Regions from separate parts of the Mus musculus genome. Here region 1 is linked to region 2. Evidence: chromatin loops called from intact Hi-C (ENCODE). Cell type or tissue: heart. All regions are shown on one strand.

Region 1 (5,000 bases), 53 kb before region 2:
TCTGTAACTCCAGTTCAGGGGCTGTGACGACCTCTTCTGGCCACTGGTATCAGGCATACACAGGATGTGTAGATGCACATAGAGGTAACACATCTATAAGAAATTTTAGGATTATGTTTTCTACTTCTCTGAAATATGACATTAAAGTTCTGATAGGAATTGTTTCGCGTCTGTTGGTTGCTTTAAATGGTAAGCACATTTCTTTTTTCTTTTTTTAATTAATTAATCAATTTATTTATTTATTTATTTATTTAATGTGTGAGTTCACTGTTGCTGTCTTCAGACACACCAGAAGAGGGCATCAGATCCCATGACAGATGCTTATGAGCCACCATGTGGTTGCTGGGACTTGAACTCAGGACCTCTGGAAGAGCAGTCAGTGCTCTTAACCACTGAGCCATCTCCCCAGCCCCAGTGTGCACATTTTAACAACATTAATTCTTCCTGTATGTGAAGATGGGGTATCTTCCCACTTATTTGTACACAAACAATGCTTCTAAATGAGTATGTATATATTAAAGACAAACAACAACAGTTGAAAATCAACAGCGGAGTGGTACTGAGGTCCCTGGCAGCAGAGCAGTAGAACTGGGTACTGGGTACTGGGTTCTCTCTCTCTCTCTCTCTCTCTTTCTCTTTCTCTCTCTCTCTCTCTCTCTCCCTCCCTCCTCCATTCCCACTCCACATTCCCAGCAAACAGTGGTTTGCTGATAAATGTGTAATATAATGAGCTCTCCTGGAGAAAATATATCAGTATATACATATATACATTTATTAAGAACTTTCTAAAATAAAAACCTCTCAGCATAAAGAGTGGTGTACATGAAAATGAAACACACAACACTTTTTTTCTTTTTTTAGAAGATTGGTCTCATGTATCTCAGGCTTGCCCTGAACTCACTGTGTGGCTGAGCCTTTACCTCTGGTGTGTTGAGATTACAGTCAGGTACTACCACACAGAGTTTATGCAGTGCGAGGCATTGAACCCAGGACTTCGTGCACACTAGTCAAGCATCCTACCAACTGAACTACAGTCCCAGCTCCCATGGCACTCCTCACTGTAAATATAACTCGCCGATGCTTACAATGTTATTGATTTTACTGGACATTTGTCTCCACGGTTCACCTGTGATTTCAGTTCAACCACACATTGACAAATGGAGTCACAGCTCAACGAAGACAGGTGATGACAGAACACAGGCCTGATTTGTAGCACTTGCCAATTTCCTTAGTGCAAATACTTCTATTGTGGCTGATTTCAAGCTTCCTGTGTGATATCACAGAAGGGAGAAGAGAGCACAGAGGTGTTCCCGGGAGGCACAATGGATACAGGTAGGCTCAGGCATAGATAAACCAGATGTGATGGGACATGCTTGTAATCCCAGCACCCAAGAGGGAGGCTGAGACAGGAAGACAACACAGGTTCAAAACCAGCCCTCTCTATAAAGTGAGTTCCAGGCCAGCCAGGGTCACGTAAGAGATCCTGTTTCAAAATAGACAAACAAGAACATAAATAATAATAGAACATAGTAAAATAATTAGAAAGTGATGGGTTTGAGTTTTCACCTTGATTTTAAAGTGCTAATCTATAAACTACAGTCACTAAGGAATAACTCATGGTTGGGAAGCCCTGACTTTGACACCTAACATTACGGGCTAGGAGCTTAGCTAAGGGACAAAACTGAGTGACTGAGTCACCAGTACCTCATGTGAGCTCTGCAAACCTTGGGAGCCCAAGATGTTCAGTCAACAACACAGTTGATTCATCCTTTTTTTTTTCAGCTGATTCATTCTTACATTTATTTACTTATCTATTTATCTGTATTTATTTATTTATTTAGTGTGTGTGTGTGTGTGAGAGAGAGAGAAAGAGAGAGAGAGAGAGCAACTTATGGGAGTTGCCTTCCACAATGTGGAGAGAGCAACTTATGGGAGTTGCCTTCCACAATGTGGATCCCAAGGACTGAATCCAGGTTATTTGGTTTGGCAACAAGTGCCCTTACTTGTCTCAAAACCCGAAGTGGCACATGACTTTAATCTCAGTACTCTGGAGGTCAAGTTTAGGGGATCTCTGAGTTCGAGGCCACCCTGGTTATACAGAATGAGTTCCAAGTCAGCCAGGTCTACTTGGAGAAACCCAGTCTGAAAACAAAACAAGTAAATAAGATTTAAATTTATTAATGACTTTGCAAAGAAATTTCATCTGAAAAACCCTATAACTGACCCAATATACGGAACTCCCAAACTAGCTCTTAAGAAAGGTGGGTCTCTTGTTTGTTTTGCAGATAAAGAAAGCGAGAATCCCATCCCACAAACATGAGGGGAGCAGGTTGCCCAGGCAAAGAGCAGCCTGCAGTGATCTCAGCCAGTAGCTTGGGGGCGATGAGTGGAAGCGGCGCAGGTAAATGCAGACCTGCACTCTGCAGAGACCCATCAAGGCCACTAGAGGGAGACACGCCCTCTAGGGGGCGGAGCTTGCAGGAAGCGCGCATGCGCCCAGAGGGGATGTGGTGGTGCCAGCTCGGGCGAAGGGTAAGACGGTGGCCGAGAAGGCTCTGGAAGGCGGACGGTAGCCGAGAAGGACCGGCATGGAGCACCTGGAGCGCTGCGCGTGGTTTCTCCGCGGGACGCTGGTGAGGGCGACGGTGCGGCGCCACCTGCCCTGGGCGCTGGTGGCCGCCATGCTGGCGGGCTCGGTCGTCAAGGAGCTGTCCCCGCTGCCCGAGAGCTACCTCAGCAACAAGCGCAACGTCCTCAACGTGTGAGTGCATCGGGCTCCGGGCCCCCGCGCCCCAAGAAGCCAGTTGGATGCTGGGGCAGGCGAGTCATCGGGAGGGAGCCCTGTCTTGACAGGCGCGTCCGCGCGCGTGTCGCGACACTGGGACCCTGGGAAAGCAAGTGACATTCGCGCCTAGTATGTGAGCATTCCGATAGGAGGATCGAGTCGGTGACGGGTGGGTTATAAGTGACAGTGGGTACATTGGAGCGGCTATTCCCCCGCCCCCAGAGTTAGGCGCTTGCCCCTGTCCTGTTCAGGGAGATGTCACCTTCCTCTTGCCGGCTAGTCAGACACCCCTCTCTTAACCACTGTGGCAAAAATCCCACCGTTGACTTAAAGAACCACCTCTAGACCCACCCACCACCCCAAGAGCTTTTGCCATCCCTGCCCCATGTTAGTAGAAGCAAGCGTGAAACCTTTCACTCTGGTGACCTTTCTCCTGGATCTCCTTGGACTTTCTCAGTACTCTAAAGTGCATGGCAGTCACCCAGGAAAACAACCCCAGCCGATCTCGTTGGGACATCTCTCAAACTCCACTTATTTCTTTCCTAGTCCTTTAGAAACACTTACATCGTAAGTTTATTGCACAACACTCCGTTGGAGCTAGACAGGGAGTTTGGAAGATGAAATTGCTCCATCCATGTGAGCTTAATGCTTCAGACTAGTGAGTGTCTCCAGCTTGTGGACAATCTGCCTCTCTTGTTAATCTACTTCAAACCCGGTTTTCTCTTTTGGGCAACTGAGTCAGGTTTCTGACAGACCTTGGTTTTAACGAGGCTTTCCTTGTCAAGCCTGTGAAGGTTTTAGTAATGGGCCCTTTGGTGGCGTCTGAGAAACTACTGGAACCTAGGGAAGAAGAGCCCTGTCCTTGGCCCACCTTCATCCTTCCCCACTCGTAGTGGCTGGTCTAAGAATAGAGTGTAAGGGTGGTAGTTGTTCCAGATCTCTTTGGTGGGTGTTTTCTGCCCAGATCTCCAGGTCAGCCACCTTTCATGAGCTCAGAGGAGGCAGACATGGCAGATGTTGCTGTATCTGGCCTAATGAACCAGGAGCCCAGCAGCCTGGCACGCCAATTGTTTAGGGGTAGCCATGGATTCTAATGTTTTGTTCCAAGACATGATGCTGATTAATGGGAGGGAACTGGCAGTGACTCACTGGATCTGGAAGAGATTTTAAAAACGGTTTGGTGCCTTTGGCTTTTCTAGCTGAGGGAACTGAGGCCTGAAGATAAATAAGAGTCAGAATCAGGATTCAAACCATGGTCTTGTAGCTTGAACTAAAGCTTGCTCGCTTTCTTTCTTTCTTTTTTTCTTTCTTTCTTCTTTTCTTTCTTTTAAAGATTTATTTAATGTATATGAGTACGTTATAGCTGTCTTCAGACACACCAGAAGAGGGCATCAGATTCCATGACAGATGGTTATGAGCCACCATGTGGTTGTGGGAATTGAACTCAGGACCTCTGGAAGAGCAGTCAGTGCTCTTAACTGCTGAGCTATCTCTCCAGCCGGTAAAGCTCTTCCTTATAAGACTTACCAGCTTTGTAGAATAGAACACTAGTGTGGTCGAACAGACATGAACTTTGGGGCTGTGTAAAGTGTGGCTCAATCTGTTTGCCGTTGTGTATGTGGCCTTGGCAAAGTTCAGTTTTCTGAGCCCCCAGAGCTATCTGTGAAATGGATCAAATGAAGGCCGGCCATACAAACTCAATTGATAGAGTGCTTTCGTAGCATGCACACAGGTTTGAACCCCAACACCACATAGAACTGGATGTGGTGCCTATAATGGCACTACTTGAGAGGTGGAGGCAGGAGGGTCAGAGTTCAAGACTATCCTCAGTTGCATAGGCAGTGTGAGACAGCCTGGGCTATACTTAGAAAAAAAAAAAAAGACCGACCCCTTCCTCCTCAGCTAATTGTGAATGTGTGCGAACACACCTGACATTTGATAGACGCTCAGCGACTGCTTTCCTGAGAAAGTAACCTAACTGGAAAATTTCAGATCCTGGATTTGAACTTCAATCTTACCACTATGACCTCCACTTTGGCGTGATATTATCTATATGGCTCAGTGTCACAGAGATACGGACTAACTGGTTTCAGTACTTAGGGAATAAAGGCTGTGTAAGCATGTATTAAGGAATAAAAGAGGGTATAGCTGTTTGGATGGACAGCTTCGGTGCGTTTTAAATAACTTCCCTTGGGAACATGATGACACTGTTTCC
Region 2 (5,000 bases):
ATAACTCTTTTTAAAAAAAGGCGACAGAGGATTTTAAAGGAAAAATGAAACAGTAAAAAAGAAATTAGGAGTGAAGGAGACTGCTGGAGTAGTCATGGAGACTCACCTGGGGAAAGGGTATGAGCAGAGACCTGAATGAAGAGGTGAGCTGTGGAGAAACAGTGTTCTAGTAGAGAACACAGCAAACCTGGGAAGTGTCTGGTAGTCAAGGCCACACAAGCAGAGGCTGCTGGAACCGAGACCCGGACCTAGGCAGATAACTTCAAGCTGACAGTGCTGTGGTCTGGCAGTGAGATGAGCGTCAGGTGTTAGAATGTGGAGGTTAAGAACAGTAACAGTCAGGAGGGAGATGGAGCCAGATTGCGTCTTCCTTTCCAGGCACCTCTTGGGTATGAAGTCATAGTCTCAGAAAGTGCCTAACTTTATGGAGGTGTGTTAACACAAAAAAGCTCCTTTTACTTTTTAGTACTTAATGTTTAAAATATGCATTGGTCATGGTGTCTGTTCACAGCAATAAACACCTAAGATGACAACTATCTGTAGAATGTGTAAAATCACAGGAATATTATGTTTGAAGATAGTAGAGTTATTACTGTTACTAGCATCTGTTACAACTGTTGTTAGCCATCAGAGAATTACAACAGGATTATTTTTTCACTGTGGGCCAGTTACTGTACAGAGAATTTGAAGGTTTTATTCAGGACCCATCACAAGCTTTATGTTCAACAGCCCTACACAGGTGCTTCTTAGCTTAGGAAAGGGTCACATCCTATTCAGCACATCACAAGTGGAAGCATCCTTAGTCTAAAACACACTTAATACAACACAGGGCACTAGGAACATCAGCTTGCCCTTGTGATCCTGTGGCTGAATGGGAAGATGCAGCAGCCCCTTCTGCGGGCCAGCATCCCCAAACTTATCACAGGGTGTATTTTAGCTTGAAAAACAAACAAACAAAAAAAAAAACAAAAAAACCGGGGCTGGCAACATGGCTCAGCGGTTAAGAGCACTGACTGCTCTTCCAAAGGTCCTGAGTTCAAATCCCAGCAACCACATGGTGGCTCACACCATGTGAGAGGGTGAGATCTGACACCCTCTTCTGGTGCATCTGAAGACAGCTACAGTGTACTAATGAATAATAATAAATAAATCTTAAAAAAAATTCAAAATCTGATGAAGTTCCCATCGAATGCAAAAGGCTTTCCCATGATTGCATTATAGAGCAGGATCAGGAAAAACAAAAAACAAACAAACAAACAAAAATAAGCAAGCAAGCCAAAGCCAAGCCAGCTGTCTGGAGACGGGGCTGTCTGTCCAGTGAAGTGTAGATTCCATTCTCTGTGGGTTGACTCTAGTTAAGCTGGACATGGCTATCCTCTCTAGCATCCACTTCTAGAAGAGGCCAGCTTGGGTTCAGGGGAAAACCCACTCTAAGGTTTAGGTGCCAGAACCAACTCTATTGAGGAAAATCGTCTTTCCACACAAGGGTCTGAAGTGGAACTCCAGAGTGGCAGGCGATGGGGAAACGTTTAAAATAGAACAGGCCCTGACAATGGCGGTAGGGGGAGGTCTTTCATAGCTCACCCTTGCCATATGGGTAACTTGTCAGATCACTAAAAACCAGAGACTAGCCGGGCAGTGGTGGTGCACGCCTTTAATCCCAGCACTTGGGAGGCAGAGGCAGGCGGTTCGAGGCCAGCCTGGTCTACAGAGTGAGTTCAAGGACAGCCAGGGCTACACAGAGAAACCTTGTCTCGAAAAAACCAAACAACAAAAAACAAAAAAAGCCAGAGACTGGTAAATTGCTTAATACCTTCTTGCAGAATTTAATATGTACGTGCATTACCCTGTATTTCCCACTTGATGCTCCCAAACCATCCTTGGAAAAACAAAAGCAAAATGCCTTCGCTGAAACCGTTTAATTTCCAGACGTTCAATTATCAAGAGATACTTCAAAATGAAGGCACGGGAGCCCGAGGCAGGGGAATCAACGCGATTTTCAGGCTGGTCTAACAAATGAGATCCTGCTTTTTTTTTTTTTTTTAAAGCAAAAACCACAAAACCTAAATAATTTCCATTCCAATTCCGGGCAGCATCCACCGCCTGGGCCTCGTCCAATTAATACCTTCTTGGCTTCTCTGCGGACCCAAAGAGACGACCCACGGCGAGGGTTGTGGACCGAGTGCAAGCGCCCTTGGTTGCATGTAAGAAACTCCGCCAAGCATTCCCGGAGGCATCAGCTGGCGCAAATACTCCCGCAGCCCACCGAATCCCGTTGGCTTGGGGACTTCAAGAGGACAAGAAGGAAGCAGGCTATGCCAGGGGAGCGGCAGCGGCTCGATAGCTGCAAGGCAAGCCGCCGCCTCACGTGACAGCGAAGAGGAAGTAGGCACGCCCAAAAGCCTGCCGGGAGCGAACCCAAGCCAGGGGGCGGAGGGAGCGAAAAGAATAACAGGAAATGACTTAAGACGCACGTGCTTCGGAGAGGGGTTGGAGCTGGGGCTTCGAGAGGCCGGGCTACCGCCGTACGCCTGCGTAGTTGCGGCGGGCCGAGCTGCCGAGTCACCGAGGTGGGAGGAGCGTGAACGGTGGGCAGGGCGCGAGCCGAGGTTGCGCAGGCGCAGTACAACTCTAGAGGCGCGGGCCACCCTATCGGTGGGGTTTGGATCCGGGTCAGACAGACGCGGCGGACGCGGAGAGACGCTCGGAGCCGACGGGGCCGGATTCCCGGGAGCGCCCCAGCTGCGAGGAGGTGAGTGGCCGGACGGGACGAGGAGGGCCGGGGACGTCGTGTCCGCCAGGCCTCCCACCCGCGGGAGGCGGAGTCCGGCCCTCCCGTCTGGTCGCGGCGTTTCCCTGCGCCGACTGCCCGGCCCGGCCCTCGGCTGCCGCGGCCTGGAGTGCCAAGTTGCGCGGCCTTCGCTTCCCGCCTTCCTGCGTTCCCGCGGTGTCCGGGCCGCGCCGGCCACAGCTTCCCCTTTCGCTCTCCTTGCCGCCCTTTGCCCCTTCCCGCCTTTTCCCGCCCTGCGAGTCGCACTCCTCTCCGCTTGCGTCCTGCGGCTTCTGCGCCGCAGCTTCACTCCTGCCTCCTCTCGGAGTCCGTGGTTGGCCGGGGCGGACAGGGTAAAAGCCGAGACAGCTCCCCGCTTGGGTGTCCCCGGGTTCTGACCTTTTCCCAGCCGACTCCGCTTAACCGTGATAGGCAGAAAGGAACGAACGTGTCGCTTTGCCTGTAGTCCTGTGATTTTGAGGGGTTGAGTGGGTGTGCCCAGAGAGGTGTGGATGTGTTCTCGTCCTAGGGACAGATTGATTCTATCCGGGCCGTTCTGGATAGGGTTGGTTAGTTTGTTGTTGTTGTTTTTCCTTTTCGGGACTCTGTAACTTTGAGAGGTTTGGGGAGATTTCTCCGCTTTAACTTTGTGAGGACGCGTGCAGATCTCATTTTCGTGCTGCTGAAAATGAGAAGTTCGACCGGAAACTTAAGGAGAGCTTAGTTTAAAGCTTCAGAGGTGTAAGCAAGACACTGCACACGGTATTGGTGGAAAGAAACTGGGATGTGATTTGACTTAAAACCACGAAAAGTAACTTCTTATGGGCCTTTTGCAAGTCTGAGGTCTTTGGGCATTCTTTGGAAGTAAGAGCAGTGAAGGGGTAATAGGAGAATTTCCCACAATGTAATGTAAATGAAGATAGGCAATCCACTCACCTGTTGTATAAAGCTGTTGGGTTGATGCTTCCATAATGGAAAGCTAGGAACTGGGAGGAGCATAACAACCCATTTGTAATTGCAAGCATGCTCTGATCTAGCCCCCTAGGTTAAGCCTAGGATACTCTTGCTCTGGCTTAAAGTAATTGAAGAAAAACATGAGCAGTCACAGTGGTGGACGTTTGAAAACAAGTTAGGCGATACTTTATTCTCAGAGTTTTTGGTTTGCAGCCAGATTTTTATTTTGGGCTGTTGGGGTTTTTAATGATATATCTGGGAGTGTCTCAACAAGAATGCTAAGTTTGTATTAACATCTAGGGTGGTCACCTGCCATACTATTAAGTCAGCACTGTGTAATTAGAAGTTGTGAGGCTTAGCTGGGAGGCTTCCTAGCCAAGTGTGAGTCCTGGAGGGTAGGAGTGAGATGCCCTCCCTACTGAAATGGGGTTCCTGGGACCCCTGTATTCAGTTCAGCCTCTGTTGTGGCATCCAAGGTAGAACTAGGAATCCTAGAAGTACTTGTGAAAGGAGTGGATCTCTGCCTGTGATGTTTACCAGTGTCCATGTGGCTTGGAGTGTACTTAAATGTTGACTGATTGCCACACAAGTCAGATTGAGAGAACTACTATAAACCTCACTATTAATTTTTTTTACTTGTATTATGTGTATGAGAGTGTTTTATATGAAGGGCAGAGTGCAACTTGGGAAGTTGTTTCCTCCTGTTACTCAAGTTCTAGGAAACAAGCTCAGGTGCTCAGGCTTAGTAGCCATTCACCCTTACTCTTTGAGCCATCTTTTCAGTCCTTACAAATTCAGCTTTCATGGAGTTGTGGTAGCAAAAAGAAATTGTTTACAGCCTGTGATAGATCTTTGGAGATGTGGGAGCTCCAGACACACCAGAACTTAACCTCTGCTTAGTATATAGAATATTGTGTGTTTGGAGGACTCCTACTCCTGTGAAGAATTAGATGAGTGAAACTTAGTCATGTGGATGAGGTTTCCTTGTGTTTGACCTGGTTAAATAAACCACGTGGGCTTGTTGTCTTCTGATATTGAAGTGAAACCTAGCTAAATTCTTTTTTTTTTTTTTTTTTTCTCTTCAAGACAGGGTTTCTCTGTGTAGCCCTGGCTGTCCTGGAACTCACTCTGTAGACCAGGTTGGCCTGAACTCAGAAATCCGCCTGCCTCTGCCTCCCAAGTGCTGCGATTATAGCCGTGCGCCACCACGCCTTGCTGGCTAAGTTCTTTTGCCGGTGAACATACACACAAATGTCAAACATTGTGACATCTTGAC

Evidence for each region. Hi-C counts contacts between places; a loop is a spot of excess contacts. Peaks named below come from ENCODE experiments on the same cell type or tissue, not always from the same donor. Only the 100,000 strongest peaks of a DNase experiment are listed, where the experiment ranks them.
Region 1: it touches region 2 in a loop (9-fold over the local background); 16 of 42 quality-filtered maps call a loop at or near these places.

Annotation. Positions count from the first base shown.
Region 1 is chr2:163,470,164-163,475,163 of GRCm38, reverse strand. It overlaps Fitm2 (fat storage-inducing transmembrane protein 2), which reads left to right and starts at 2,535. Exons shown (of 2, transcript NM_173397.4): 1 at 2,535-2,761. The coding sequence starts at 2,589. 2310001K24Rik (RIKEN cDNA 2310001K24 gene) reads right to left here and starts at 2,619. Exons shown (of 1, transcript NR_028122.1): 1 at 2,161-2,619. In heart, CTCF peaks have their summits at 2,417 (motif pointing right) and 4,167 (motif pointing right); DNase peaks (open chromatin) are centred at 2,553 and 3,863; H3K4me3 peaks cover 1,539 bases; H3K27ac peaks cover 1,094 bases.
Region 2 is chr2:163,417,164-163,422,163 of GRCm38, reverse strand. Oser1 (oxidative stress responsive serine rich 1) reads left to right here and starts at 2,694. Exons shown (of 4, transcript NM_025699.2): 1 at 2,694-2,752. 2900093K20Rik (RIKEN cDNA 2900093K20 gene) reads right to left here and starts at 2,393. Exons shown (of 1, transcript NR_151490.1): 1 at 1,803-2,393. In heart, a CTCF peak has its summit at 2,643; DNase peaks (open chromatin) are centred at 1,483, 2,523 and 3,123; H3K4me3 peaks cover 3,265 bases; H3K27ac peaks cover 2,372 bases.